6 separate regions of the Homo sapiens genome follow, and regions 2, 3, 4, 5 and 6 are each linked to region 1. Evidence: chromatin loops called from intact Hi-C (ENCODE). Cell type or tissue: heart right ventricle. All regions are shown on one strand.

Region 1 (4,000 bases):
GATGCAACCATTCTGCCTCATTATAGCTGTAACAAATGTGGCTCTTTGATCCTTACAACAAGAGATTCTTACAAAATGATCATGGTCTTTTTGTGGATAGGGAAGCTGAAGCCAAAGGAGGACACGAACGGCTCCAGCTCTCAGAATGTTTGTATTAATCATTAATGCCAACAATCTGGTTTGCTTGTTAATAGACTCATGGTAGAAGTGCATTTTCTTGTCCCCTTGAAGTCGGGAGTGGCATTGGATGTGCTTGGGTCAGTGAAATGTGTAAAGTAACATGCATTGCTTCAAGCAGAAGCATTTCATTTCCAGTTTAGACTCTTTCCCATACTCTTTCGTCTTGGTAGTGATTACTGATCATGACGATGAAAGCATATATCAAAACGAACCTTGTGTCAGCATTAGTCCCTGAGTTAGCATAATAAGCTTAACCCCCCTGCTAACCCATACAGAACAGGTACCCTCTGTTGAATTAAACTGTGAGATTCAAGGGGTATTTGTTCCTGTGACATAACATAGACTGTTCCGGCTAATGGAAAGATGAAATTCAAGTCCACAACACCAACATTACCATCCAGGAGCTCTGTCATCTTAGGCAAATGACCTAATCTCTCTGGACCTTATTTTCTGTCAAATGGTGCTAATGATAGCACCTACCTTCCAAGATTATAGAAGGAATAAATGAGTAAATTTATGTGCAATGTTTAGAACAGTTTCTGGTGCATAGTAAACACTCATGTTGATGTTGATGCTGCTACTACAATTCTGACTCCAGCTTTGTATTCTTCTTCTTATCTCATGCTTGCAAAAAGTGATCTGGGAAGAACATTTTTAAGTATGGGTGTTACCAGTCAACTCTCAAAACCTGCAGTTATGAAAAAACCCTTTTACCCAGGGAGAAATGTCACCAAATTCCACATGATAGTAGCTGTACTTTGTCACTTTTCATCGAGAAAATACATAATAACTAAGACCTTTTAATAATTCTGTAATTTTTTTTTTGAGATGGAGTCTTGCTCTGTTGCCCAGGCTGGAGTGAAGTGGCGGGATCTCGGCTTACTGCAACCTCCGTCTCCCGGGGTCAAGAGATTCTTGTGCCTCGGCCTCCAAAGTAGCTGGGATTACAGGCATCCGCCAGCATGCCCAGCTAATTTTTGTATTTTTAGTAGAGACAAGAGTTTTGCCATGTTGGCCAGGCTGGTCTCAAACTCCTGACCTCAGGTGATCTGCCTGCCTCAGCCTCCCAAAGTGCTGGGATTACAGGCGTGAGTGAGCCACCATGCCTGGTCTAAGTCAGTAACTTCCTTTTTTTTTTTTTTTTTTTTTTTTTTTGAGACGGAGTCTCGCTCTGTCTCCCAGGCTGGAGTGCAGTGGCGCGATCTCGGCTCACTGCAAGCTCTGCCTCTCGGGTTCATGCCATTCTCCTACTTCACCCTCCCGAGTAGCTGAGACTACGGGCTCTTGCCACCACGCCCGGCTAATTTTTTATGTTTTTAGTAAAGACGGGGTTTCACTGTGTTAGCCAGGATGGTCTCGATTTCCTGACCTTGTGATCCACCTGCCTCGGCCTCCCAAAGTGCTGGGATTACAGGCGTGAGCCACCGCGCCCGGCCTAAGTCAGTAACTTCTTTAAAAGAATTTAGGAATTTGTATTTTTTTGTTGTTCAAGATTTACATACACTGTAAAAAAAAAAAATCTCTGCAAGTGTGTGTGGCTGTGCCAGAGGATGGCTGAGCTCTTTGCAATACCTTAGAAGAGCCCTAGGGGTCCTCAGAGCTCAAGCTGAGACACACTTACCTGGCCTCGAGGGACTGCTTGTAGTTAGGCTCTCCGTTGCTGATCGCGCCCCCTGGTGGAAAGGTCTGGAATACAGCATTCCCAACTGAAAGGCTTCGCGTGGTTTGGTTTGAACGTGATTCACTCAAGGATGTTAGTCAAAAGGCTTGTACTGTTCCTAGAGTTGACCTTGAACTTCCTAATGGTTTCCTCCCTCTTGTAAATATCTCTGCCCCTTTAAAGCTCTTGCTATTCAGATGACCACCCCACTCATCTTGATTGTTGTCATCCTCCGACCTCCCAGTCAATGTAATCTTTTCCCTGCCCCTTCCGATGCCTGCTGGCACCATCCTTGAACTTCATCCTTGGGTGAGTTCAACATCCATGTTCGTGACCTATTCAGTATCCTGATCTCTTAATCCTTTTACCTTCTCACGTCCAACAACTTTCTCCTCAATTAAACCAACACTTCTGAGCTCACACTGTCAACACTTTAATCACCCAAAAAGTACTTCATCTTTGAAATATGAAAATGTAATACCCCACTGTCCATTCACCAACACCTAGCCTTTCAGTTCCTTGTGCTAATACCCTATTTGCTGTAATTCTTCAACCTCACTGAGACCACTAATCTGCTAATACCACCAATTTGTCTTTATCCATTCTTCATTTCTTTCTTGGTCCAATTTAGAGCCCATGATTCATCATTATAATCATTCCCTTGCCCACCTCAACTTTCAACATACTTTCCTGGAAAAACCACGACCTGACTGAGCACTATAGTCTGAAGTAAGGTACCATGCCTGTACCTGAGCAGCTGAGTGTTGCCAGAGAAAAATCATACAAACCTTCTAAATGACTTCATTTTAAATTCATGATCTCAAACTTCAAAAGGATATTCAACACTACTCAGCAATCCTACTCTTTCATATGCGATAAGCATGAATTTGCAACTACAATGGTCACTTGCCAGAAATGCCTCATTTTTTTCTTTCTATAAATCAGATTTAATCTAGTCTGAGTACCTTTCTGCTGAGATGACAAGAAATTCAATGTTGGCTTTTATGAGCCTCCGTGACTACTTCCCAGGATAATATGAAATTCCTGGTGTTTTACACAGCCTAGGACATTCCTTTTTATTTGCTTTTTAGTTCACCATGGTGACTGCTGGTAGGAACATTGAGCAGATCCACGTGATTCCTTGAAGGTGAATGGCTCAGTGCTTCCCACCACTTCCCCCAGCAGCCTCACCCCACACCACATTCCCTTTCAGTTCTTTGTGATGGTTCTGCTTCATCTCACCTTGGGGGCCTTTGCATATTTTGTTCTCTTTGCCCCAAATACTGAACAACCCATCTTTTTTACCTGGTCTACTTCTCATCCTTTAGATCTCAGCTTCAACTCATCTCTCCTAATATGAAATTTTAAACCACAGTGAAGTGCCATTTCACATGCACATATTTAATTCAATAATTTTTAAATGCTGGGCACAGTGGCTCATGGCTGTAATCTCGGCACTTTGGGAGACCAAGGTGGGTGGATCAATTGAGGTCAGGAGTTCAAGACCAGCCTGGCCAACATGGCGAAACCCCGTCTCTACTTAAAATACAAAAATTAGCAGGGCATGGTGGCGCACATCTGTAATCCCAGCTACTCAGAAGGCTGAGACAGGAGACTTACTTGAACCCAGGAGGCGGAGGTTGCAGTGAGCCAAGATCACACCACTGCACTCTAGCTTGGGCGGCAGGATGACATTCTGTCTCAAAATAATAATAGCAATAATAATTTTTTTAAACCTGAAAATACCAAATATTGATAGGGATGTGGAGCAACAGGAACTCTCATACATTGCTAGTATGCAGATAAAAATGGCAAAATTACTTTGAAGAACTGCTGACAGTTTTCCATCAAGTTAAATACATATCTAATCTATGACCACCAATTCTACTCCCGAATCTCAGTGCCCAAGAGAAGTGAAATATATGTCTACAAAATGAATTGTACAAGAATGTTCATAGCAGCTTTATTCATAATAGCCAAAACAGGAAACAACCCAAATACTCATCAACAGATGAATGGATAAACAAACTGTGGACTAGTCATATGATAGAATACTACTCAGGAAAAATAAATAAGTAAATAAATTATTGACACACAACAACACGGATGAATCTCAGAAGAATGATACTGAGTGAAAGTGAGACAAAAAAAATGTATGTA
Region 2 (4,000 bases), 340 kb before region 1:
CCAAAAAACCAAGGGAGTGTTTGGATTGTATGGGAGGTGGGAAGGGGGTGACTTTGCTCTTAAACTGTGATTTGTGTGTGTTTGTGCAAGCATGTTAAGCATTTCTCTGTCTTGTGTTCATTCACAGCTGTGATTAGTGCCCATCCCATCCATTCCCTCGATAACCCTCACCATCATTTCCACTCCAGCAGCCTCGCTTCTCCAGCTCGCAGTCATCTCTACCACCCGGGCAGCCCATGGCCCATTGGCACATCCATGTCCCTTTCAGACAGGGCCAATTCCACAGGTGAGAGATGAGGATCAAGCCCAGATGGAAACCATTCCAAAAGAGTCGGCAAGCAGAAATGGGGAAGGACTTGCCCTACTTAGAAGAGGGATTTGGAATTTTTCTGTTTTATTTAACTTAGCATAACATTTCTGTGACTGACTCAAATTTGTTTCTGTAAAATTCACCCCATATTTCTACTTAAGTTTTAAACATTCAGTGCAAGGTTTTCTTTTAGTAAAAACAGTATCTCTAATCACATAAGCATCCCTTGTTCCATAAACTTGCACTTTAACTCAGTCTTTTTTCCAATTTCTTTCTTTTAATCCTCTAGTTTGAAAGGAAAACTCATCCTGGGTGATTTCAGACACTAGTGGTTGCCTTTGCCTGGCAGTCACTGTAACATTGGGTAGGTCCAAAGGTTAACTGTTACATACAGGTTACTTCCACCGTGGACCAAAGTGCAAACAACATCCAAGGAGCAGTGGGGCCACCAGCCACGAGGAGTTGTGTGTATTGTAAACCACAGGGTGCCTGATGTAAACCTCAGGATTATTAAAATTAGGAAGCGATGCACAGGAATAGATCCTCTCTGAAGAAACAGAAAATTACCTCTGAAGTGTATTTAAAGAAATACGTTGCTAGACAAACATGTCCCCAGTTTGGAAATCTTAGGAAACCGCATTATCAAACAGTTTTAAGGAGGAAAGAAATAGTGAAGGTGTGAGGACAGTAAGCGGCATAAATATTCTTCATTAATTGAAAATTAATTTTCATCCTCAGTTTTAAACGGCAAGCCTAGTAACTTCCCATATATTCAACATATTATTTTTCCACCATTTGAAACTTGCCTATTAATAGTTATTATGTTACTGATAGAACTGAGTTTTGCTGGTCTGGGGAATAAGGGAATTTCAAGTGAGTTCCATTTTAAAAGAACCTCAAAACTTTATGCTGGAAATTTGGGTTTCCAGTAATATCCCCATTCTTTTAAGTTTTTTGTTTTTCTTTGGTTTCTTTGTTTGTTTTTGAGACAGAGCCTCAGTCTGTTGCCCAGGCTGGAGTGCAGTGGTGCGATCTCGGCTCACTGTAACCTCCACCTCCTGGGTTCAAGCGATTCTCCTGCCTCAGCCTCCCAAGTAGCTGGGATTACAGGCACACACCACCACACCCAGCTGATTTTTGTATTCTTAGTAGAGACAGGGTTTCCCCATGTTGGCCAGGCTGGTCTCAAACTCCTGACCTCAAGTGATCCGCCTGCATTGGCCTCCCAAAGTGCTGAAATTACAGGCGTGAGCTACCGCGCCCGGTCCCCATTCTTTCAAGTTTTCATCAATCATAAACATACCCAAAACATCAAATGAAGCTTTATTAAGGGGTGCCTAATAATTTCCAACATTAGCTACTCCCAAAGCTATTACCTGATTTGGAGAATGCTGCTTGAACTCACATCTAAATTTGGCCTTCCAGGCTGAGCAGTGTGGCTCATGCCTGTAATTCTAGCACTTTGGGTGGCTGAGGCAGGAGGATCGCTTGAGCCCATGAGTTTGTGACCAGCCTGGGCAACAAGGCAAGATCCCGTCTCTACTAAATATTAAATATATATATATATATATGTAAAAATTTGGCCTTTCTACTATCTCCCTCCAAATCCCAATTTGGAGTTCTGCATTTAGGAAAGACGGTTTCCAAGATGGACAGTTACTCCAGCCAGCTGCATGGAGAGCCAAAGTCTGCCTTACAGACATAGTCTCAAATAGAACAGAGGACCAGAAAGCAGCCTCCACACCTGCTCTTAGAAAGGAGGTTTTGTGCCCAACCCTGTTTCTCCATCTTTAAGGCCAAGGAATCTCACATGCTAGGATGTGGTCCTGCCTGAGTGGATGGCAGGCACCTTCCAATCAAATCAGCCCCTTCCTCCTTCCTCCTGGGTTTGGGGATTGGAGAGAAGCATGGCAGCTCCTACCCAGCCCTCTCCCTTGTGATCTAGTATTGGTAAGCATTCCCTGCTCTACGGACCTAGGCAGAAAGTGAAGAGAGGGGGAAAGAATAATTTGCATTACTGAGAGAGGCCATGCTTTGATGACTAGTTGGATAATAGAAGGTAAAACTAAAGTGATAGACTTACTGAAGACTGATTTGAAATATAGAGCAAGTATCCAGAAATGATCAAAGTTCTTTTTCACGATTGTACTTTGCTAAGCTCCTGTGTCTCTGGAGCTCAGAGTGTTGCCACAGCTTGGTATATATGGGCTAAGCAGGGCCAGTCTCTGCTCTAAGGAGCATTCACTATGTCACCACCACTTGACATTGGAAAAGCACTTTCCTCTTGTCCAATCACTTGGCCAGTGTGAACTCTGTGTGTCTTAACTCTTTAAGAGGCAAGTCAGTCAGGAAGTAGCCCCCTTGCCAAAGCAGGAATTTTACTTACAGCATGGATTCTAAGCAGGCCAGTGATTTTGCACACTGTCAGGGAGCACCCTTCATGATAAAAGCAACGTGCCTGGGGCCCCCGGAGTTGTGCAAGGCAGCCCTGGTCTGTGGTAGCAGGCCTGGGTGCTGACTCATGTAGGCAACCCCATTTTCCTTTTTCACCTTTTGCGCCATCTCTTTGGCCCTCAGAAGCTTATATATCCAGTTACAGACCGTTGAGGCAGTCAGGAGAGGCCGGTTTGCCCAGAGCTGACCTAACATATCTGTCAGTACAGGCTGACATGGCCTGGACATGAGTCTACTGTTCTCTCTCCTCCTCCCTGCTACCCTTCCTAGCCAGCTCCTACCCTGCCCAGCTTCTCCCTGGCCCAGGATCACAGAGGGGGACCACCAGCTCCCCCGCCGTGGGGATGGCTAGCTTGAGCAAGCCTAAGAAGATCCTCAGCACACCCCTTTAAGGGGTGAGGAGTGACCTAAGCCTGGTAGGGCCAACATAGTTAGGCACACTTGGGAGGGTGTACGAGTCCCTCATCCATGGACCCAAGATCAGAGGTGCCACTCGTGACTGGTGTGGCCTGACTTCTCAGAGCCCAAGGGCACAGATTCACTGCTACTTCAGCAACAAAGGCAGGGAAATGTGTTGGATTTCTGCAGATTGCTCATGCTTTACAGTATCCCCATCTGCGGGGATACATTCCAAGACCCTCCCCCTCCCCCCGCAGTGGAGGCCTGAAGTCGCATATAGTACTGAACCCTTTATATCTGTTTTCTCCATCTGATAACCGAGACAGCTACTAAGTGACTCAAGGGCAGGTAGTGTACGCAGTCTGGATAGGCTGGACTAAGGGATGAGGCACATCCCCAGTGGAATGGCGTAAGATTTCATCATGCTACTCAGAACGGTGCAAAATGTAAAACTTATGAATTATTTATTTCTGGAATTTTTCATTTAAATTTTTGGACAGCAGTTGGCCACAGATAATTGAAATCATTGAAAGCAAAAGCATGGATAAGGGGGACTACTGTACTTGTTAAGGTTGAGGACTCCAGAAGTCAGAAGAGGCCTTCAGGCCACCTGGTACAGTCCATTGCCCTGAGCTGTGTCCCCATCCCTCTCCTCACAGGTGGGGAAGCTGGTCACCAGCTCATGCTGTTGGAAGGGTCTTCCTTATGTGGTCTCCCCGGGCCTTGGTGCTGCTTCTGCCCCACAGGGTGGGGGCAAGTGGTAGTCTGGGTGTGGAAAGGTGTGTGGTGGTCCAGAGCATGTGTGTGGAAGTCGGAAGGCAGGGATTCAGATTCCAC
Region 3 (4,000 bases), 400 kb before region 1:
TAACAACGCTTCAGTCAGACAGACTGCGTATACAATGGTGATCCCATAAGATTATACCACTGTCTTTTTACTGTACCTTTTCTGTGTTTAGACACATAGACACTTGCCATTGTGTTCGCATTGCCTACAGCGTTCAGTACAGTAACATGCTGTGCAGGTTCGTAGCCTAGAAGCAATAGGCTATCCCATACAGCCTAGGTGTGTGGGATATACACCTAGCTATACCATCGAGGTTTGCATAAGTGCATTCTGTGATGTTCACACGATGAAATCACGTGATGCATTTGTCAGAACATATCCCTGTTGTTAAGCAGTGCATGACTGTATGTATACCCGTAAGTATGGTGGCAGCAGTTTTTTTTAAATGACCTGTCTGTATATTTTGATGTGTATGTAAATGCCTAAAGCAGTGATCCTCAACCAGGGACAGTTTTGCCCCCTCATCCCTCGGGATATTTGGCAATGCCTGGTACAGCGTCAGTAAGTACCAGTAGAGGTACTTACTGACATCTAGTGGATAGAGGCCAGGGATGCTGATGAACATCCTGCCATGCACAGGACAGTCCCACAACAAAGAATTATCCTGCCCAATGTCTCAGTAGTGCCAAGGTTGAGAAACCCTGGCATGGAGACTGTCTGGTGAGATATGCGTCAATATGTGCCACAGTCAGCTCTCAGGGCAGGACAGGTTTTGACAAAAGAGAATTGAGACTTATTTTTTTTTAACTGTGTGTACTTTTATATTTAAATGTTTTCAATGAGACACACTTATTTAAATTTTATGATAGATTGTGGGTTGGAGTAAGCAGGAATGATTAGTAAATTAATTTGTAGTTGGAAGAGATACAGAAGTTGAGTTGGCAGGGGCAGGTGGGCATGACTAGTGTATGTAAAGGAAGAGGAAGTGCAAGGTAAGGCCATCTGTGTGTATGCTGTGAGAAGGATGCAAAGGCAAGAAAGCTGGCCAAACTGGCCCAGAGCTTTTGGCAGAAATTAGTAAGAGATTAGAATAAAGTGGACGTTTGGAGCCAGATGCTGGAATGCCAGTGAGAATTTGGACATAATCAGATAAGAAGGGACCATTTTTGACTGTTAAGAAAGTTGTACACTGTGATTTTATTAAACAGTACTTTGGGAACACTACCCAAGATTAAAGGAGAGAAAAAATAGAGTCAGGGAGACAAAATTGGGTAGTAATTATGTTAGCCTAGATACGTGCTAGTCGTCGGCTTGGATGAAGATGAAAGCAGCGACTTGAAGTGGATAGGACAAATTTGGGAAATATTTAAAAGGAAGATTTTGGGAGACCATAATAGTTTTTTGTTGCTTCATTACTTTATGATTTCTGAATAGAGGCAATGAAGGAGAAGTTAATTTTTTTAAGTCGTAAGACTATATCCTGGCTAATTGTTACATAAACAAAACTTTCTTATTAATCTTATCGGCTTAAATTTTCTCATCTAAAAAACAAAAGTAATATATTTACTTCACAGACGTGTGGTAAGAATTCAATGTGAGAATGTATGCCACTACCTGCATTTACAAATTCACCCACTTCCTGCATTTGAAAATTCAGCCACCAGGTGGCACCATATGCCTTGGTCATGAGCTGTAATTCTTATGGGTACCTGAGTTGCCAGAGATTTCAGAGGGTCCTTCCTCTCTGCCTTTTCAGCTATGAAAATTTCATCTTTCTTAAAAAAGCAGTACTTTTCTATATTAACCATTAAGTGGGAAGTGGAAAGTAAGGTATTTCTGCTATTCATAGCACTTTAAAGTTGGATTGAAGCCTTAGAGATCTGTTAGTCTAGTCAAGGGGTTAGCAAACCATGGACCCTGTGCCAAATTGGAGCAATTATTTATTTTTATGGCCCCGGAGCTAAGAATAGTTTTTACATTTTTAAATAGTTACATTTGAAATGTTACATAGGTAACTATATAATATCCTCCATTTTGCCTCTTGGCCTATAAATATTTACTACCAGGCCCTTTAAGAAAAAGTTTGCCCACCCTGTCTCATTTTTTCGTTTAATACATAAAGAAAGTGAGGCCCAGAAAGCATTAGTGACTTTTCCTCACAAGCTAGTAGCATTGCCAGAACTAGAATTGCATCTCCTAACTTCCAGCCCAGTGCTTTCTTTCTATAAAGTGTGCCCTTTTCTTTCCCTTTTGATTCTTAGCTTTCACATTCTAACCTGAGTCCCACTGTAACCCCACACACTTAAGAGAATTGTTGTTTCAAATGCTCCTTGAATCTTATCCCAAAACCAAGGGTGGTTTTTCTGCACAGTAACTTGTTTCTGGGACCTCAGACCAATAGTGTCAGATCACCTATGACTGATTTTTTTTAATGGTAATGCTTCTATAGAAATTTGATGTGGGTATTAGTAACCTTCACTTATTTCTCCCATTTTTTCCCTTTCACATAGAAGCAAACAAAAAATATATATATGATATTAGTATACAAGATTTACATATCAGAAGGCAGATTTTCGTTTATTCATTCAATGTATGTTTGGGATGCAGCTTCCCTGTATGAGCATTCTGCTACGTGCTTCTGTCGTACACGAACATGAATGAGACAGTCTTTTACTTCAGTTTGAAGTAAAATAGTCCCCCTCCTGTGTCTTTCTAGAAGAAAACTTGTTTCAACTTTCCTGTGTGGGGTGAACAAAAGAGACCTGATCTGTACTCTCTCAGAGAGCCTTTAGTTTAGTGTAAAATACAATACAGTTGACTCCCCAGAACTTAACCACTAGTAGCCTACTGTTGACTGGAAGCCTTGCCAATAACATCAACAGTCTGTTAGTACATATTTTTATGTTATATGTATTATATACGGTATTCTTGCAGTAAAGTAAGCTAGAGAAAAAATGTTATTAAAAAAATCATAAGGGACCAGGTGTGGTGGTTCATGCCTATAGTCTCAGCACTTTGGGAGGCTGAGGCGGGTGGATCGCCTGAGGCCAGGAGTTTGAGACCAGCCTGGCCAACATGGCAAAACTTTGTCTCTACTAAAAATACAAAAATTAGCCGGGCGTGGTGGTGTGCACCTGTAGTCCCAGCTACGTACTGGAGGCCAGGGCACAAGAATCCCTTGGACCCAGGAGGTGGAGGCTTCAGTGAGCCAAGATCACACCAGAGCACTCCAGCCTGGGTGACAGAGTGAGACCCTGTCTCAAAACAAACAAACAAAAAAATCTTAAGAGAAACTATTTATTGTACATTAAGTGAAAGTAGATGATCCTAAAGGTCTTCACCTTCAGGTTGAGTAGACTGAAAAGGAGGAAGAAGAAGAAAAGGGGTTGGTCTTATTGTCTCAGGAGTAGCAGAGGCAGAAGAGGTGGAGGAAATGGAAGCAGGGCAGGAAAGGCAGGCGCACTCGGTGTAACTTCTGTTGAAAAATATCCGCTTATACGTGGACCTACACAGTTCAAACCTGTCTTGTTCAAGCATCAGCTGTACTTCCCTTTAAGACAGGGATCATCCATGATCAGACCAAGTGTCAGAAACCTTAAATTGTAAGAAATCAGTTGATCCTTCCTTATAAATCCTGTGATTGAGAGATTTAGCCGAAGAGAAAATAGTATTAGGTATCTCAAGTATCTCTGAAAAATAATTTTTGTTACTACAGTATTCTTTTCCAGGGGACCTAGCTGATTATAGAGAAAAAATCCTCTGTAAATATTGTGTGGGTACTATTGTTGGATTTTTTAATTAAAATAAAGTAACTTAAAAGAACTATAGAAAATTACCAAAAAGCACTTCTCTGCAGTGCAAATGCTCACAATCAGACAAATTGGCATATGGTCATGTAGACCTACACAAATTTTAATCTGCAATTTGAAGGCAAATTATCAGTATTTTAAAGTAAGAATTTTAATTCAATAAATTAGAATAATTTCTTCAATGGAGTAGTTTGAGGCTCTTTAATTACTTTCTCAAGACAGGTATAGCTGTTTCCTCACATGAATGACAGTTCCTAAAAGCCAACTGTTTG
Region 4 (4,000 bases), 76 kb before region 1:
AGGCAAAACTATATGGAGAAGAGATCAGTAGTTATTAAGGGTTAAGGGTTTGACGGTAATGGTTAGCACAAGGGTCACATAAAGGAATTTTTTTGGGAAGTGAAAGAAATGTTCTGTATTTTGATTGTGGTGACAGTTACACGACTATTTGTCAAAACTCACAGATGGCCAGAAAAAGATGCGTGTGAACTAATGTCCTTTGGGAGTCTGTGGCCTCTTTCTTACATTCAGAATGCAGCTAGCACATAGTAGGCTGCTCACATCCACTCTGCCACCTATGCTGTGGCGAAGATGAACTGAGCTAGTGGAGCTCATTCATTGATAGCATTGATAGGTTTGTTTTCAATCCACAGGTTATCAGCACAGTATTCTTCATTAAAGTAGAATCTCAACTTTGCAAACATTTCATCAGTACATTTGAAATTCTTTCCTTAGGGCAACAAGATTATCTCACATGCTATGTGTATTCAGAATACATATTAATATACAAAATTGTAAATGTAACAGTAAAACTATGTAAAGGAAGCCTGTAAAGCTAATTAACACTAATTTTTTTGGTGTGTATTTCGCTAATCTTTCCTTAAAGCACTATTTGCCTGTGTTCTATTAGCCAGGTATTGCTTTTACCTGTAATCTGTAACGACTTTTCTGGTATCCCTGCAGACTCTTCTGGCATCGGAGGAGCTGCCCCATGTCTATGAACAATCTGCATGGGGTGCAGAAGAGTTAGGCCCCTTCCTACGTTTGTGCCTTATGGATCAGAATTTCCCAGCATTTGTGGAAGAGGTAGAAAAGGAACTGAAAAAGCTGGCGGGTTTGAGAAATTAATGCTCTATATACATATATAACTAAGGAACTTCAAAGTATTGAAAAATGCTTCCTCCTAAAATTAAAGAAGATATTAGAATAAAGAGTATTATCCAAACACCTTTTATCAATGTTTTATTTTTAAAAACAGGTGAATCCACTTTTTTATACATCATTGCACTTCAATAATTACACAAAACACACAAGTACATGCATCTACAATTACGCACCGCATGAGAACCGTTAGGTTATAAAATCTATCATCAACCAGTAAATCAATGTGAAAAAATACAGTGTCAAACCAAAAAGTATAACTATAGTTGCATAGAATATTACCATGCTATAACATTTCAAGGTCATTGGAAACAAAAGAAAAATTATAAAAGTTTGCCTTGATTGAATGAATGTACAAGAATAAGGTTCAACACATCAGTGCAAAAGGATTTATGAATTTACATGACTTAACAGAAGAAAAGATAATCACTTAAAAAGCAATCATACGTATATACTGCAATTCATTATACCCATTCAGTGGACTGTTCCAGCTTATTAAAGTCACAGGTTAAGCCCTTAAAATTATAGATTTCAGTTTATATTACTCATCTTTATGTACCAGAACTGCACAATTTCCTCATCTGACAACATACAATAAGGAATGAATATCAGCAGCTTAAAAATGAAACAAGCATTTACTTTATTTTGGATTTCTCCCACCCCCAAAAATATAAATATATATATATATATATTTATATACTGTATATATCTGTAGGTTTTGCTGTACTTTACAAAAGTGTATCACTAGATGGCAGCAGTGCATTTTAGAGCTTTGCCAATTTAACAGCTGCATTAAGTAAAAAATGGCGCATGCATGATCTGATCCTCAGAGGACCTTTTCACTTCTATTTAAATATTTTAACAAAGGAAAAAAAAAAGCAACATTCACAGCACATCAAGCCCAAAATAGTTTACACCTTCTACACTGAAGCATTGTTTAAAATGTACCTGGCTAGATCACCCTTACAGGAGAGGCTAAATAAGGCATGCTTTAGACAGTCATTGTGGTGTTGCTCACTTGAAAGGGGAGAGAACCAAAGAGGTCCAAGCAGAAAATTTTAGCAGGTCATGTTGCCACCAGTTTCAGGAACCTAAAGATCTGTAAAGAAATATGTATTTGGAAATTATAAAGGGATTATGCACTGTCACTCACAACTACACCGTGTGCCACACAAAACTTTGGTTCAAACAGCACGCTCAGGGATGTGGTGTGAAATTCTGATCTCCATATGCCTAACAAGATGACATTCTGGCCCTGCTGCTACCTGGCCATTCTTGTCTTGCCCCCAGACGTGAGGTAAGACTAGTAGGCCTCTGGGAATAAGCCACCTAAGAAGGTGACAATTTTCACCTCTTTGTAAAGATATAATAGTAGTGAAAAGTGTTGATTTTAAAATATGTCTTCTGAAATGGCATTTATATAAACATGTGACACAATGCACCTGATGGCGGGGCACACTGGCTCATGCCTGTAATCCCAGCACTTCTGGGAGGCTGAGGCAGGCGGATCACTTGAGGTCAGGAGTTCAAGACCACCCTGGCCAACATGATGAAACCCCGTCTCTACTAAAAATACAAAATTTAGCTGGGCATGGTGGTGGGCAGCTGTAATCCCAGCTACTTAGGAGGCTGGGGCAGGAGAATTGCTTGAACCCGGGAGGCGGAGGTTGCAGTGAGCCGAGATCACACCACTGCACTCCAGCTTGGGCAATAGAGTGAGACTCCATCTTAAAAAATCCAAACAACAACAAAAAACAACGCAGCTGAAAAATGTTCCTTTCCAGTCCCTAAACTGGGCAGACAGAACTGGCTTCATCAGTATCAGCTGCTCTGAAATGAACTAAAATATCTTATAACACCAATTACTGAAGAATTTGTAACAAGGTCAATAGAGGCACATTCATTTGAATATAATTTTTAAGACTGCTACAGAAGGCCATACTTACATTGTAAGCAGTACTTAATTTGTGTTTCTCTGGCGCAAGTTTTTATCTTTGTGATTGTTGGTAGAGTTGGTTTTCCTTTGGAGGAAAAATTGCATTACATGAGTTAAACTCAGTCAATAACTTTTCAAAGTATAACACATGGAAATACAGGGACTCTTTCACTTACTGCCATCCCTGGTGTAGTGAGAAATTTTGTGGCACAATATGAGTGCATAAAAAAACATTCCTTAAGTAGCTACAGGTTAAGTATCCCTCATCTGAAATGCTTGGGATCAGAAATGTTTCAGATTTTGAATTTTTTTAGATTTTGGAATATCTGCATTATACTTACCAGTTCAGCATCCCTAATCTGAAAATCCAAAATTCAAAATGCTCCAATGAGCATTTCCTTTGAGCCTCATGTGAGCACACAAAAAAAACTTCAGATTTTGGAGCATTTCAGATTATGGATTTTGGTAGTAGGTAGACTCAACCTGTATATACCTCATTTTATCCTCCTTTTGACCCCCAAGGCAGACGAGTACTTTCCCTTCGAATCCGGAACTATAATTACGATACAGGTGAGAATATGTAAAACTTTTCTCCACTGAACACAACACCACTGTCCCTTCTTGATAAAAGGTAATCATAAGCTGGCAGTGCTGGGCCCTCTGGTACTTAACAAATTTGGGTGCTGTTTGTCTGCTTCTCACTCTTTAGTCCAACTCTAGGAGATTCTGCCGATCTTAGATTGATTCCATACCTGCAGTACCCTCTCTCTTGGATACGAGCAATTGTTAATGGGGCTAGACAGTTTATCCAGGCTATAGTTCAGCCTCAAATTGCATTACATGAGTTAAACTCGGTCAGTAACAACTTTTGAAAGTATAACACATGGAAATACAGGGACCCTTTTACTACCATCCCTGGTGTAGTGAGAAATTTTGTGGCACAATATGAGTGCATAAAAAAACATTCCTTAAGTAGCTACAGGTTGAGTATTCCTCATCTGAAATGCTTGGGATCAGAAACGTTTTAACATTGACAAAACCGGGAGCCTCAGATATACTGGCCATTTCCCCCACATTTTAAGTATATCAAATACACAAAATTTGAAAAAAAAAAAAGTTTTTTGCATGGTATTCCACTTTGTATGGCCACTGGAAAACAAGACTGCATAACCTATCCTGAGAATCAAGTGGTTTTTAGTCAGA
Region 5 (4,000 bases), 63 kb after region 1:
CTGGAGGGTGGCTGGGATTGGGAGCAGGGCTGGATTTAGGGATGTCTGCCCTTCTCATCCCCAGCTCAGGCCTGACCTGCAGCCACAGACTTGCCTCTTACTCAGTCCTGACTCCAGCCTTGAGGTCATCCCCAAGTCCTTGCCTCTTCCACTTCTGATCTGTCTTGGTCACTCAATACAGATGTGTTAAGCTAGCAAATGTTCTCTCTCTGCATTCCCACACTCATACACCTAGTCGCCTCCTAAAACTCTGTCCTAGAAGCTTCTTTGCAAATACTGCTGATTTCACACAAGCTATACTGAACCCTTCCATTTTCTCTGCCTCAGTGAATGCTCCACCCTGTCACTGAGGCTCAAAACCACGGCCAACCTGACTGCTCTTTCTCTCTACCCAAGTCCTCAGATACTGTCACTTTTACCCAGACATGCTTTGTCTCCTGTCTGGCCCTTCATTTATTCCACCACTATACCTTCCTACAGGGATGGCTATATTAGCCTCTTTTTTTATTTTTATTTTTTGAGATCGAGTCTGGCTCTGTCACCCAGTCTGGAGTGCAGTGGTGCAATCTTGGCTTACTGCAACCTCTGCCTCCTGGGTTCTAGCAATTCTCCTGCCTCACCCTCCCAAGTAGCTGGGATTACAGGTGCCCACCACCATGCCCAGCTAATTATTTGTATTTTTAGTAGAGATGGGGTTTCACCATGTTGTTCAAACCGGTCACAAACTCCTGACTTCAAGTGATTCGCCTGCCTCAGCCTCCCAAAGTGCTGGGATTACAGGCATGAGCCACTGCACTCAGCCTGAAATAGCCTCTTAACTGGCCTCTCCCTTGCCCTGATACAATCCAGTCTATGCTGAGGAGCTAGAGTGGGTTTTAAACATTGTTACCTAGATTATGTGTGATTAAAATGCTCCCCAGTGATTCCCATTACTCATAGAAAAACCCAAATTCCTCACTGGTCTCTCAAAGCCCTGCTTGATCTGGCTGAAACATACCCTCCCATCAGATAGCGGGTGGAGGTGCTGTCAGATTAATCTTCATGAAGCTCAGCTCTGACCGTGTATTTCCCTTATTCAGGAAGCTTCAGTGGCTCTCAACTGCCTTTAGGATACATTTCACACCTGTCAGCCCATCTCTAAGTCTGGCCCCCACAGGAGCTCCTGCTCTGCCCTACCAGCTACTGTCTGCCAAATTGATCTGCACACATCCTAGCCCCAGAGCAAGCCAACCTTGCCTTCACTTGCCGCCTTGCCTCCTCTTCCTTATATTTGGATACTAACATCTTAGCTGAAAGGGTGGATCCCAGCTGCCCCCTACCCCATCTTCCCTGTCAGGCCTCCCCAGGGACTCCCTGCCAAGCATCTGTCACCAAGATTCCTCAGCAGGGGGCCCGGTGGGATATGGGAATGAGGACCTCCCAGTGGGCAGTTGCAGCCTTCCCCACTCTGGTCCAGGAGAGATGAGGCAAGAGATGGTCTGGGGAGAACCTTTGGAGACAAAGGCCTTGCGTCCTCTTTCTCCCAGGCAGGGGCAGCCTTCCACCACGGGGAGCCCAGCTGTCAGCCGCCTCACAGGAAGATGCTGCGTCGGCGGGGCAGCCCTGGCATGGGTGTGCATGTGGGTGCAGCCCTGGGAGCACTGTGGTTCTGCCTCACAGGTGAGGGTAGCAGCATGGGGACGGGAGGGGAGGGACAGTGATTGTGGCAGTTGGGGAGGGGGTGCCCACGCCTGTTAGGGGTCCTGCCAAGCCAGCTCTGGCTAGCAGGGCCATACCTTACTTCCACCTGTGGGATCCAGTAGGCAACTCACGTTACTGTTCTTAGCCTCCATTTCCTTGTCTGTAAAATGGGAACATGAGTGCTAAATGAGATCGTGCTATTTCTTGAATACACTGTGTGCGCCCCCTCCCAGGACCTTTCCACTTGCTCTTTCCTCTGCCTGGAACTTTCTGCCCCTAAACGTCTGCATGACTGGATCCCATATTTTGTGGAGGTCTTTGCTCAATGTCACCTCCTCTCAAGGCTCTCCTAGCTCCCTTGTATAAAATAGCACACCTCCGCTCCTCCCTCCCTATCCCTGGCCTCCCTGCGTTATTCTGCCTAGATTCGCCCCCACCTGGCGTTTGCTTGCTTCCTCCCTGTTCAAAGAGCAGGGTCCATCTCAGGGCCAGAGCGGCTGTTGCATAGTAGGTGCCCAATAACTGTGTAGAATAAACGATGTGACTCTCCCCACACGGTGCTTGGCACACAGGAAGCACTCAATAATAATAGCTACTTTAATAACAATATCCTCATCACATTTCAAATTCTCATCAGCATCTCTGCTCTGAGACGGCTTCCTCCGTGGGGAAGACAAAGCTGAGGGTCTGGCGCCATCTTGTGGCCATAAAGAAGTGCCTGTCTCTACCCACGGCTGCTCTGATTTCTCTAGAGCAAGAAAGGGTTTTGTCTGGGTGACTTACCAGGTTTCATTCCCCCAAATGTCCCCTCCAAGGGGCACCCTGGTTCGACTGACAGGGCATGAGAACTGGCCTGGGGCACCAGGGGTTTCAGCAAGAGATCCAAGGCTAGCTTAAGAACTTTAGAGATCTCTAGGTACTGCAAAGATTATGATACTGAGTATGATTCACAATAAAAATAATAACCATAAAGTCAATGTTATTTTTCTAAATGCAGGAAACCTTTAATGAGTGCTGTATTCAATTAGCATTGTTTCAAGGTTGATCTTCCCACATTTTGAGTGTGCCTGCTTTGCTAGTGCTCGAAGCACACAATCTAACCATTACCGGAGAATGGTAGTGCCAGGGTGGGGGGGTTCGCTTCCCCTCCTCCCCTCCTCCTCCTCCTCTTTTTTTTTTTTTGAGATGGGGTCTTGCTCTGTTGCCAAGGATGGAGTGCAGTGGCGCGATCTCGGCTCACTGCAACCTCCACCTCCCAGGTTCAAGCAATTCTCCTGCCTCAGCCTCCTGAGTAGCTGGGATTACAGGTGTGTTCCACCACCCCTGGCTATTTTTTAGTAGAGGTGGGGTTTCACCATATCTGCTAGGCTGGTCTCGAACGCCTGACCTCAGGTGATCCACCTGCCTCGGCCTCCCATGCCGGGCCTTTTCCCCTCACTTCTGACTCATCAGCAAGTCCTGTTGATTCCCTCCTAAATAAACCTTGAATCTGATCCCTCTCTTCTTCTCTACTACCACCCTTTGAAGCCACACCACCCTCACCTCTTACAGGGACAGCTGAAACCGCCCCTAACTGGCCTCCCCCTTGCCCTGCCACAGTCCAGTCTCCACAGAGGAGCTAGAGTGAGTTTTAAGCATTGCTACTCAGATTATGCGTGATTAAAACACTCCCCAGTGATTCCCATTACTCATAGAAAAAGTTAGATTCCTCACTGGTCTCTTCAAGTCATCTTTGGTCTGGGTGGGACATGCCCTCCCATCAGATGTGTCTGCCACACTGGACGCTCCCCGATATTTTCACACAGCAAGGCCAGTCTTGCCTCAGGGCCTTCCACCTGCTGTTTCCTCTACGGGGTTCTCTGTATGTCAGCTCTTTTTCATTCCCTATAAATTTCAGCTTAATTGCTTTAAAGAGCATGTGCCTCACCACCATATTTAAAGGTACGGGTATTCTTTCTTGTATAAAAACAAATCGTGTTTCGTTAGGAAAAGAAAAAAAAAGAAAAAAAGAAAAAGCACTTGTGATTCTCTCTCCTCCAGAGAAACCACTATTGACATTTTTGGTGGATACTTTTTTGGACTCCCCAATTTATAACATTACTTACGCTCATGGGGAAATGCACATGGTGCAGGCAGGTGTAAAGTACCTGCCAGATTTTTGAAAAGCTGTTGCTTTACTTACTAACCTGCTGGCTCCTTTTCCTCACATACCTTAGTCACATGCTGACGAGAATCTGTGTGCCCATTTGTCTCTCTCTCCCATTAAAATGTAAGTTCTGTGGGGATGTGACCGTAGTATTGCTCTCTGTTGCATTTCTGA
Region 6 (4,000 bases), 330 kb before region 1:
CCCCTACTCCCCAACAGATCCCCAGAAGACAGCGTGGAAGGCAGTGTAGACAGTAAATCGGGCTTCAGTTCTATAGCCAAGAAGAGATCAGCTGCTGAAACCACCAGTGGGTACCCCAGGCCACCTGCCTTTGAACTTGGGGATTTGCCATGTTTGATCTTGTCACATACTTGCTTTTTTACAAGATGAACTCTTTGTATTTATGATTTGGGGGGCAATGAAAGGTGCAATGCAGGAACTGCTGCTGCCGAGCTCGCTGGTCACATGGGGGTGCCAGGCGGGATTCTGGAAAACCAGTGCACTTAAACTGATCCTGAAGAGAGCTGTCCCAGCACTCTGGCCACCAGGAGGGCCAGATTCCCCAGAAACTACCTTTTGCCCAAAGAACATGCTCAGTATTTGGGGCATTTCCTCCCACAAACCCTGACTGCTTCTGTTACCTCAGGGCCTTGGTACCTGGATACTGCCACAGAATTGGGGCGGGTGGGGGAGGGGCCTATTTTTAAATAAAATAACTGTTCAAAGTTGGGGGTTTTTTAAAAAATTAAGAAAAAGGAAAGCTATTCTGTATTGCACCTTTTCACAATTTAATACATTTTCTTACATTTTCCTGTGATTTTCGAAACTAAACCATTGTGTGTCCTGTAGTGTCCTGGTTGAGCTGCCGCTCAGCAGCTTCCTCGGGGGGATTTGGAACACCTGTGTCTGTCGCCGCACTGCCTGTGGGAGGGGCCCAGAGGGCTGCTGGGACTGGCGTCTGTACACACTTGTTTGGCCTTTTCTGTAGTTGATGCTGTAAACTCTATGGCTTTTTAAAAACGATTTCATGTTTTTATTTAGTATTGGAAATCCAATACACTTTTTTAATCCAATCAAACTCTGGTCTGGTCAAAGAGTTATTTTCCTTTGTCCTTAAAAAAAAAAAATAACAACAACTTTGGGGCCCCCTGCTTCCCAGCCTCTAACTGACTTCACGGTTGCCTTCACAACTGTAAAGCCAGTAGTCTATGAGGAGACTCAGGGAAGGGTGGCAGGTGAGCCAGGAGGCTGCAGGAGGTGTTTGGACCGTCCACCAGTACCAAAAATGAGTCTTGTCCCTGTTCCCATCCCCCTGTTGCTGCCCTGCAGGGACTGAGCAGCCTGAGGAATCAGAGGGGGCCCCTGGCAGCCGTCCCTGAATGGAGTGCAGGCCATGTCCCTGCCGCGGCAGCGCATTCTGTTAGGGCAGACTGACTGTCCACGTGGGGCCTGGCCTCCCCACTCCCAGCCCCACCACTCATAGGGACCTGAAGCTGGAGCAGATGTCTCCTGGGATGCCCGCTTGCCCCAGGCTGCCTCACCTTACTGTGTTCACTGTGTAAGATTCCTCGTGGTGTCCCAGAGTCTGGGCCAGGGAATAGGGGACCTCAGCAGCCAGAGGCCTGAGCTTGCAATAATAGAATGAGGGCTAAACACAGAGCACAGTGTCCTCACTGCTCCCTTTGCCCCACTGTTCATCTGCTCTGTGGCTAGAGTGTACTTTAGGAAGCCCAAATCCCGTCCTTCCCATTAGCCACACTCCACTGGGCTCAGGATGAAGTCCATGCTCCCATAGCTGCAGGTTGGTGCTTGTCTGCCACAGCCTCCAGGTCCAGACTAATGTTGCCTTGTGTACCAGGGGTGTGGCCACAGAAAGCTACCAGTGAGGCCATTCTCAGTCTGCCTGGAGTGTCCTCTTTACTGCCATTCTGTCTTAAGTGCCGGGCGTCTGCTGCTACTATCCCTCCTGTGCGTCCCTAGGTGGAGCTCTTGGCACATATTACCATGATTTGTTTGAGTCTTTTCCTGGGCCCTGTGGGCTCAGTGGGGACAAGATTATTTCTCACTCCTTTCTGAATGTCTAATGCCAGGGGCAGTTTCTGACAATAGCAGATGCTTGTCTCTTGGATGGATAGACAAACAGTCACGAGGACTCATGCCCTGGAGCGTGCTGAAAGGCTTCACACACGCGCACAAGAAGCCCCCTCCTGGCAGGGATCCTAGTAGGTCCCCAGTGTTCTGGTGCTAGAACACTCCCATTTCAGCAGCCATGGCCGTTTGGCCTCCTGGGGTAAACGTGAAAGATGAAAGATGACAGTCATGAGAAACGATGCTGGACTGGGCCCAGTGGCTCACGCCTGTAATCCCAGCACTTTGGGAGGCAGAGGCAGGCGGATCACCTGAGATCAGGAGTTCTTGACCAGCCTGGCCAACATAGTGAAACTCTGTCTCTACTAAAAATACAAAAATTAGCCAGGCATGGTGGCGGGCGCCTATAATCCCAGCTACTTGGGAGGCTGAGGCAGGAGAATCGTTTGAACCTGGGAGACGGACGTTGCAGTGAGCAGAGACCATGCCATTGCACTCCAGCCTGGGCAAGAGTGAAACTCCATCTCAAAAAAAAAAAAAAAAAAGAAAAAGAAACAATGGTGCTGCCTCATGACCAACTTCAAGCTGGGAACTAACACAAGAATATCTTGCAGATTTGTTCTAAGATGAGCATATGGACAAGGGTGTATACGAAGAAGAAACACCTCTTCCCCTACCCCATTCCTGCCCCATCCATCAACCTCTCCCAATTGCAGCCACCTTCCTGCCAGAAGTGGGGAGAACCATCAGGAGAGACTGGAGACAAGCAATAAGCAAGCCATCAAATTGATGATGACAGGGCCATGGGCAGGGATTGGAGAACCAGGGAGCCAAGAGGAACCACTGCTAACCACAGACAGAACCCCAGACAGCAGGTACCCGATTCTTAACCTAGGGTTCCCAGCTACCAAAGGAGGGAGTTCACCAGGGGTGCAGGAGGAAGAGGTAGGAGACAGTAGTTGAGAGAAAATAATACTTGTTTTTAATAATCTTGTAAATGTACATAATGTTGGAAAAGTGCTACTTAAAACTACCACTACCCTCTAAGCATGGTGGATGATATTCATCTCAAGACACCCTTTTCCTCAATTAGGAACTTGGTTTGTAAAATGAAAGGGACCTAAAGCTGAGCTCCAAAAGGTTGGTGGGAGTACCTGCTGCACTATAGCACAAGAATAATTCGGGATTTCCTGAAATAATTAGGGGTGGAGGGGACACGCAACCGGTATAATCAACAAGATGGTGCAAGAATGAGGGGCTCTGTGGGAAAGCACCCCAGTGGGAACTGGCTGGCCTCAAGGTGTTCAAAGACCTTTCTTAAATGGGAAGATCTTTTTGTTTGTTTGTTTGTTTTGTTGTTTTTGAGTCAGAGTCTCACTCTGTCACCCAGGCTGGAGTGCAATGGCGTGATCTCGGCTCACTGCAACCTCCGATTCCCAGGTTCAAGCGATTCTCCAGCCTCAGCCTCCAGAGTAGCTGGGACTACAGGCACCCGCCACCATGCCCAGCTAATTTTTGTATTTTTTAGTAGAGACAGGGTTTCACCATATTGAACAGGCTGGTCTCGAACTCCTGACCTCGTGATCCACCTGCCTCGGCCTCCCAAAATTCTGGGATTACAAGCGTGGACCACCGCGCCCGGCCAAATGAGAAGATCTTGCCCTATTTGCACTTCTATGGAGTGAACCCCCTCCAGCTCCCCAAATCTCATGTAACATCTGCTGTGTGCACATGGCCTTGAATGTGTTACTGGACACTCCCCCAGTGAAGAAAACAGCATCTGGGCCAACATGGCGGTGGGCAGGCCATGAGTCTGGCATGGCACGGGTGACCCATGAATGGAATTGGTTCGCTAGAAGCAGGAGCTGAGGGCCAGAAGTGACCATAAGAATCTAAACCTGAGAACTCTCAGAAGTCCAGGGGGCAAAGGGGGACACAGGTCAAGAAATGTGGGTTCCAATCAGCCTAATCCAGATTTTAAGAGGCAGACTGACCTCAGCTTGTGTCTGAGTTGCCATCAGTTTACAATTTCTCCCTCCTCGGGGTCCTGGAGCAAAGCCTCATCACCCTGTTACTAGGTGTCAGCCCCTTGCTAATGGGGTCTGCCTTCTGT

The links. Hi-C counts contacts between places; a loop is a spot of excess contacts. Peaks named below come from ENCODE experiments on the same cell type or tissue, not always from the same donor. Only the 100,000 strongest peaks of a DNase experiment are listed, where the experiment ranks them.
Region 2: a loop joins it to region 1, with 2.8 times the contacts of the local background. A loop is called at or near these places in 45 of 110 quality-filtered maps.
Region 3: a loop joins it to region 1, with 7 times the contacts of the local background. A loop is called at or near these places in 7 of 110 quality-filtered maps.
Region 4: a loop joins it to region 1, with 4 times the contacts of the local background. A loop is called at or near these places in 97 of 110 quality-filtered maps.
Region 5: it touches region 1 in a loop (6-fold over the local background); 85 of 110 quality-filtered maps call a loop at or near these places.
Region 6: it touches region 1 in a loop (5-fold over the local background); 38 of 110 quality-filtered maps call a loop at or near these places.

What each region holds. Positions count from the first base shown.
Region 1 is chr15:73,634,805-73,638,804 of GRCh38, forward strand. LOC105370891 (a long non-coding RNA gene) reads left to right here and starts at 1,613. Exons shown (of 3, transcript XR_932451.3): 1 at 1,613-1,933. In heart right ventricle, CTCF peaks have their summits at 1,825 (motif pointing left) and 2,040; a DNase peak (open chromatin) is centred at 1,827.
Region 2 is chr15:73,293,263-73,297,262 of GRCh38, forward strand. NEO1 (neogenin 1) reads left to right here. Exons shown (of 29, transcript NM_002499.4): 26 at 128-286. Among named protein-coding and RNA genes, the nearest start is that of MIR12135, 4.6 kb to the right of the region's middle. In heart right ventricle, no CTCF peak of the experiment used is centred here; no DNase peak of the experiment used is centred here.
Region 3 is chr15:73,239,490-73,243,489 of GRCh38, forward strand. The region is part of intron 8 of NEO1 (neogenin 1); the gene reads left to right. Among named protein-coding and RNA genes, the nearest start is that of MIR12135, 58 kb to the right of the region's middle. In heart right ventricle, a CTCF peak has its summit at 1,572 (motif pointing right); a DNase peak (open chromatin) is centred at 1,582.
Region 4 is chr15:73,559,089-73,563,088 of GRCh38, forward strand. It overlaps REC114 (REC114 meiotic recombination protein), which reads left to right. Exons shown (of 6, transcript NM_001042367.2): 6 at 664-925. The coding sequence ends at 828. NPTN (neuroplastin) reads right to left here. Exons shown (of 9, transcript NM_012428.4): 8 at 2,808-2,882; 9 at 926-1,960. The coding sequence ends at 2,822. Among named protein-coding and RNA genes, the nearest start is that of NPTN-IT1, 8.5 kb to the right of the region's middle. In heart right ventricle, a CTCF peak has its summit at 1,606 (motif pointing right); no DNase peak of the experiment used is centred here.
Region 5 is chr15:73,698,060-73,702,059 of GRCh38, forward strand. CD276 (CD276 molecule) reads left to right here. Exons shown (of 10, transcript NM_001024736.2): 2 at 1,527-1,659. The coding sequence starts at 1,581. Among named protein-coding and RNA genes, the nearest start is that of CD276, 16 kb to the left of the region's middle. RefSeq lists a silencer at 2,346-2,395 and an enhancer at 3,947-4,000. In heart right ventricle, a CTCF peak has its summit at 2,386 (motif pointing left); a DNase peak (open chromatin) is centred at 2,372.
Region 6 is chr15:73,304,329-73,308,328 of GRCh38, forward strand. It overlaps NEO1 (neogenin 1), which reads left to right. Exons shown (of 29, transcript NM_002499.4): 29 at 1-877. Among named protein-coding and RNA genes, the nearest start is that of MIR12135, 6.4 kb to the left of the region's middle. In heart right ventricle, a CTCF peak has its summit at 1,778; a DNase peak (open chromatin) is centred at 1,793.